Regions from separate parts of the Homo sapiens genome. Here region 1 is linked to region 2. A link is an interaction called in ENCODE POLR2A ChIA-PET data of the cell type or tissue named here. Cell type or tissue: B cell. All regions are shown on one strand. Links, peaks and the distances in the headings refer to the core of each region. The heading gives the core; the rest is flanking DNA. Region 1 has its middle 61 kb from the start of NME8. Region 2 overlaps ELMO1 (engulfment and cell motility 1).

Region 1 (2,931 bases), core at 203-2,702, 360 kb before region 2:
CCTAATATCACAGTGTGTGTATACCTTTTGATATTATTCCTAATATCTTAAGGGACATTACTCCTAATATCACAGTGGGTGTACACCTGGTGTGTACACCCGTTGGTATTATTCATAATATCTTAGAAGGCTATTACTCCTAATATCACAGTAAATGTACACCAGCGTGTATATCTGGTGATATTATTCATAATATCTTAGGAAGATATTTTTTATAATATCACAGTGGAGGTACACCCTGTTATATTATTCTTAATATCTTTGGGGAATGTTCTTCCTAATATCACAGTGGATGTACACCCTGTCATATTATTCGTAATATCTTAGGGGGACATTACTACGAATACCTCACGGTGTGTACACCCTGTAATATTATTCATAATATCTTAGGGAGATATTACTCCTAATATCACAGTGGGTGCACACTCTGTGAAATCATTCATAATATCTTAGAAGGATGTTACTCCTAATATTAAAGTGGGTGTACACCCTGTGTTATTATTCATAATATCTTAGGGGGATATTATTCCTAATAATACAGTTTGTGTACAACTTGTGTGTATGCCCTGTGATATTATTTGTAATGTATTAGTTGCTTATTACTCCTAATATCACAGTGGGTGTACACCTTGTGATATTATTTGTAATATCTTAGTGAGATATTACTCCTAATATCACCAATGTTGTACACCCTGTGTCATTATTCGTAATATATTAGGGGAATATTACTCCTAATATTCCAGTGGGTGTACACTCGGTTTGTACACCATGTGACATTATTTGTAATATCTTATGGGGATATTACTCCTAATATCATAGTGGATGTACACCTGTTGTGTACATCCTGTGACATTATTTGGAATATCTTATGGGGATATTGCTCCTAATATCACAGTGGGTGTGATATTATACCCTGTGATATTATTCATAATATCCTAGGGGGAATTTACTCCTAATATCACAGTGGATGTACACCGTGTGATATTTTTCATAGTATTTCAGGGGAATATTACTCCTAATATTATCTTTTATAAGGATATAATTTACCATAGTCATTTGCTAATCATGATCAGGGCAGGCAATGAGAGCAGTTTACTGGAACCAAGACTTCGCTAACCTCAACAGTCTTTAAAACCATGTGAAAAATGAGGAAGCGAGAGAATAGCTTTAGACTGAAGGCTCACAAGGAGGAACAGTGAAAATGAAGAGCCCAGATGAGCCATCCCAGCCACAAAGGAATGTTTATCTCTACAGTTAGTGGTGAAACACATTCGAGAATATTCTCATAAGTAAATGCTTCATTTTCACTCTCAATGTCTTATTTTCAGAAATATTTCTTATTAAAATGAAACACTTAAAAGGTATTTTTCAATGCTGTTTCTCATTGTACTTTTATGTATTGCCCCAAATGTTTCACATTCAGAATGAAAACGACCTGTGGCATGACTTCCTGTGAGACTTTTGTATTCTCAGCAGTAAGCGTCCAATATTTATAACTATAATTTTCCATTTTCAAAGGTCCCTTCTCTCATCAACTGCCATTTGGACATATGGTTTTCTTTGAAGTCCAATCCTCTGGTGATGTAACTTCAACAATGAGGGTTGTTTTCCTCAAAAGTTTTTAATTTTCATATGTCAACCTTCTCACTTTCTGCCCTAACTTCACAGTCATCTGTAGCTGTGCTAAGACATCAAGGCATACTTTTGAGGAAGTATTGGGTGACTACACCCTAAAGATGGAAGGAACTAGCAGTTACAGGAAAACTCAGCACCAAATCATATTATTGCTCAGCTACAGGAATTCAAAAGGACAAAAATGCATAATGCAAGTGCGTTATGGCCTACGTTTAGGTAACAACTGATAAAGTTCTCATTTGCTTTGGAAAAGAGTAAGTATTGTCCCCACCTGTGCCATCTGCTCCACAATCATCCAACAGTGCTTGTGGCCACAGAGATGTAAAACAACAGAATCCAAATGTTATGGAGCCATATGCTTAATTATTTCAAAAAAAGCTCTCAATAAAAGATAAGATTTTAATTCTTATTATCAAAATCAAATATGTACCAATTCAACTCAGCTGGAAAATTTCACATGAAACCAATTTTTCAACTAATTTTAAACAACTCTACTTAAATGAAATTAATTCAAAAATATAAAACCTGGGTTATAGTCCTGAATTTGGACGTATTATCTGACAGTTCCTTATTTTTCAGATAAAACGTGTTCCTGGAATCTTCAGGAGAATGTATGTTCCCATAGAAACCGTGCTATATTTAGGGATTGCTTGTCTAACAAAGGACAAACTAAGAAATAAGTTAGATGTGACCAAGAGTGGAGTATAAAAATAAAAATCAGCTACAATTTGGAACTATGACCAACACAAACTTTAATTGTTCACATTGATGATATTACGATTTCAAAGTACTAAAATCTGTACATATTGCATTTGCAACACAGCTAGAAGAATGCAGGTGTTTCATATATTTTCTTACTATACTCAGAATTCAGCACTTTTTTCTTGGGTAGTGCCAAGATTTTAAAGAAAACTAACAATTCCTTAATACGAGAGCTCAGAAATAATTTACTCCAGAATAATATAATTCTCTTATTTAAGAGATGAAGCCACCCCAATTCGGAGTTTAGGAATTTACCACAAGGCCACAGGGCTACTTAGGGAGAAGATAAAGATGAAAACCAGGGTTTGTGTTCCAAGTCTTTATTTCCACTGCCCCATGATGTACACATGGCAAGGAATTTGAGATAGTCTCTGGCAGACACATTAACTATCTATGGCTTCATTTTCCACCTTCTTTTTGCTATCTGGAATCTTATTTTTGAGTTGGAACTTAACCTTTAAGTAGAAGTTTATTTTTAAATCCTAGAGAATTAAAATTCTTTAAACATAATTATTTTCCCCCTCTAAACTGTTA
Region 2 (2,931 bases), core at 95-2,594:
AACTAGAGTTTGGGAAACACTGATGTAAGCCAAAAACCTGGATTTTGTCTGTGACACTTCTGAGGCGAGACAAGGACTGACTTGCCAGAGTTTACCTGTTGGTGACCTTGAGACTGGAATCCAAACGAGATGCTGGTATGTTTGTGAATAATAACAAGGAGAGCTGACCTTTACAGAGCGTCTCTTGTGAGTGGTACCAAGTGATTTATATATGTTATCTCATTTAGTTCTCACTTCAGGCCTTTTTTGAATTAATTACTACTAGTATTTTATTTTATAGCAAATACAAGATGGGTGTGGTGGCTCACACCTGTAACCCAGCACTTTGAGAGGCCAAGTAGGGCGGATCGCCTGAGGTCAGGAGTTCGAGACCAGCCTGGCCAACGTGGTGAAACCCTGTCTCCTACTAAAAATACAAAAATTAGCTGGGCTTGGTGGCGGGCATCTATAATCCCAGCTACTTTGGAGGCTGAGGCAGGAGAATCGCTTGAGCCCAGGAAGCAGAGGTTGCAGTGACCCAAGATTGTGCCACTGTACTCCAGCCTGGGTGACAGAATGAGACTCCATCTCAGTAAAAAAAAAAAAAAAAAAAAAAAAAAGAAAGAAAAAAAGAGGGAGAGAGAGAGAGAGAACTCTAAGTTTAGAGAGGCTGGGTAACTTGCCCAGGGCCATAGAGCCAGAAAGAGCTGAGGTGAAGGAAGGAGCACACCTCTGTCCATCTTAGCTCCCTGAGAATAGTTCACATCAAAGAAGATGTTGAAGAATGGATCCTTTTGTTGGTGTTAAACTGCTAGGCATGAGGGTCCAGAGTCTTGTTCTGGAGACTTGCAAATGATGATTTTTATAGCCTCATTGGAGTGGGGGACTCTGCCTAGGACATCCCCTGAGAAGTTCTCAGTATATCAGCGTATTACAGTTGGAGAAGACTCAAGTAGAAATCAGCTTTCTTTTGTAATATTGATGGTTTTCAAACTCGGCCACAGGTTCCCTTTTTCTCCAATAAAACCCATGACATTTTGCAGAACCAATACTCTGTGGAGCACTTATTTGGGGAACCTAACGTTTTAAACTCATTTTACACATGGGAAATCTGACGTTTGTGATTACTTGGCCAAAGCCAAAACTAGCTGTTGGCAGAGCTTATGTCATTAATTAATTTATTCATTCAACGGATAGACATCCAGTGCCTCCCATGTGCCAAGCATGCTGGGAATTAGTGGTACAGCATTGAACCAGTGGACAAGACACAGATATAAGGAGACACATGTAAATAATTCTCGATAACTATCATGATGCACTGAATGTTTGTGCCCACACCCCCACGCCTCCAAATTCTTATGTTGAAATCCTCATACCTAATATGATGGTATTAGAAAGTGGGGTCTTTGGGAGGGCCTTAGGTCCTGAGGGTGGAGCCCTCTGGCATTAGTGCCCTTATAAAAAGGACCCAAGAGAGCTCTCTGCTGCTCTTTCTGCCACGTGAGACATAACGGGAAGTTGTCAGTCCACAGCCCAGAAGAGCACCCTCACCAGAACCCAACCCTGCTGGCACCCTGATCTCACATTTTCAGCCTCTAGAACTATGAGAAGTAAATTTCTGTTGTTAATAAGCCACCTAGTCTATGGTACTTTGTTAGAGCATCCTGAATTGACTAAGAAAACCATAAATCTATGAAGACTGGAAACCCTAGCATTTCCTGGGTCTTCTTAAGGCAGAGGGCTTGCCTTTTTCATCTTTCATCTTTGTTTTCCCAGTTTCTAGTATGAGGCAGTGATAACACAGCCTCAATAAATATTCGTTGAATAAGCTGTTGATGGATTGGAATCTTTCCCATTCTATAACAAAATGGTTTATTATTATTATTATTATTAAAAATATATAATAATTATTAGTTTTGGTGTGGGTTACTCTTTGGGAAGTTTAAAACAAAATGTTCCAAGAGGTCCCCAGATTGAAATAGGTCTCTTGGTCACCCTTGCTAAGAAACCCAGTTCTGAACAGCATTGACCTTGAACACTCATTACAGGACAGATTATTTGTGAAATGAGTAATGTTTGAAAATCATCTCTGTAGGTTTTTCGGCATTGCTAAATTGTGTCATTGGTTGGAATTTTCAGATCACAACCATATTTTGATTCCCAGGCTTTTGGCCATTTTGCTAATGTGCCAGAATCTCTAAGGCCTAGCCCAATTGCTAATATTGACAAATTCTTGAGGAGTATATATGGTTTGTTCAGGAATAAAACGGATAGGACTCAGAATCTTATCAGCTCATACCTGTAGGTATGGGGCAATCCATCCATCTAGCAATTTTCTAAACTATGTAGCCTACTGTGGGATACTGAATCCCTGCCCATGAGTACTGAGAAGGACTCATGGAAGGATGATAGCTTTCTTTGCATTATTTGTTTCTAGCATAGGAAAACTGGCTAATGTTCGTACAGTATGAGAAGTTTTTAGTCCACTGGACTGGAGATTCGGAGCTGCCCAGGTGGTCAGTGCTGGCAGGAAAAGGTAAAGAAGATCAAAGCATATGGCTTTTCTACTTTGCCTATCTTTTTCTTGAAAGAATTTATGGCTGATGAAGACCATTTTGCTCTGGAGGAAATGATGATCTGTTGGTGGCATGCACCTGGCCTCTTAGTTTGCTTTGTTGTCCTGGGAAGTGGGCAAGTGCCCCACTGGACCTTGATCTGCATTCCACAGGGGACTCCCTGCTTTAGAGGGACCCCTACCCATGAGGTCCAAGGATGACCACCCAGCGTAGCCCCCAGCAAGTACTCACACACACTTCCTCCAGAGCAGATCATTTAGTTTAAGGGAAGGGCATCATCACTTTCAGAGATGGGTGTTTTAGTGATTAGACATGCGACTTCTCTGGTAGAGGGCATTTATTTTTTAAAAAAGAGAAAGGGTAATGAATCGGACAC

The links. Peaks named below come from ENCODE experiments on the same cell type or tissue, not always from the same donor. Only the 100,000 strongest peaks of a DNase experiment are listed, where the experiment ranks them.
Region 1: POLR2A ChIA-PET joins it to region 2 with 11 read pairs; 1 of 35 experiments calls an interaction of 5 or more read pairs at or near these places.

Annotation. Positions count from the first base shown.
Region 1 is chr7:37,785,649-37,788,579 of GRCh38, reverse strand. No RefSeq gene overlaps it. Among named protein-coding and RNA genes, the nearest start is that of NME8, 61 kb to the left of the region's middle. In B cell, for the core only: no CTCF peak of the experiment used is centred there; DNase peaks (open chromatin) are centred at 1,179 and 1,679; H3K4me3 peaks cover 918 bases; H3K27ac peaks cover 2,014 bases.
Region 2 is chr7:37,423,811-37,426,741 of GRCh38, reverse strand. The region is part of intron 1 of ELMO1 (engulfment and cell motility 1); the gene reads left to right. Among named protein-coding and RNA genes, the nearest start is that of ELMO1, 24 kb to the left of the region's middle. In B cell, for the core only: no CTCF peak of the experiment used is centred there; DNase peaks (open chromatin) are centred at 1,071 and 1,461; H3K27ac peaks cover 325 bases.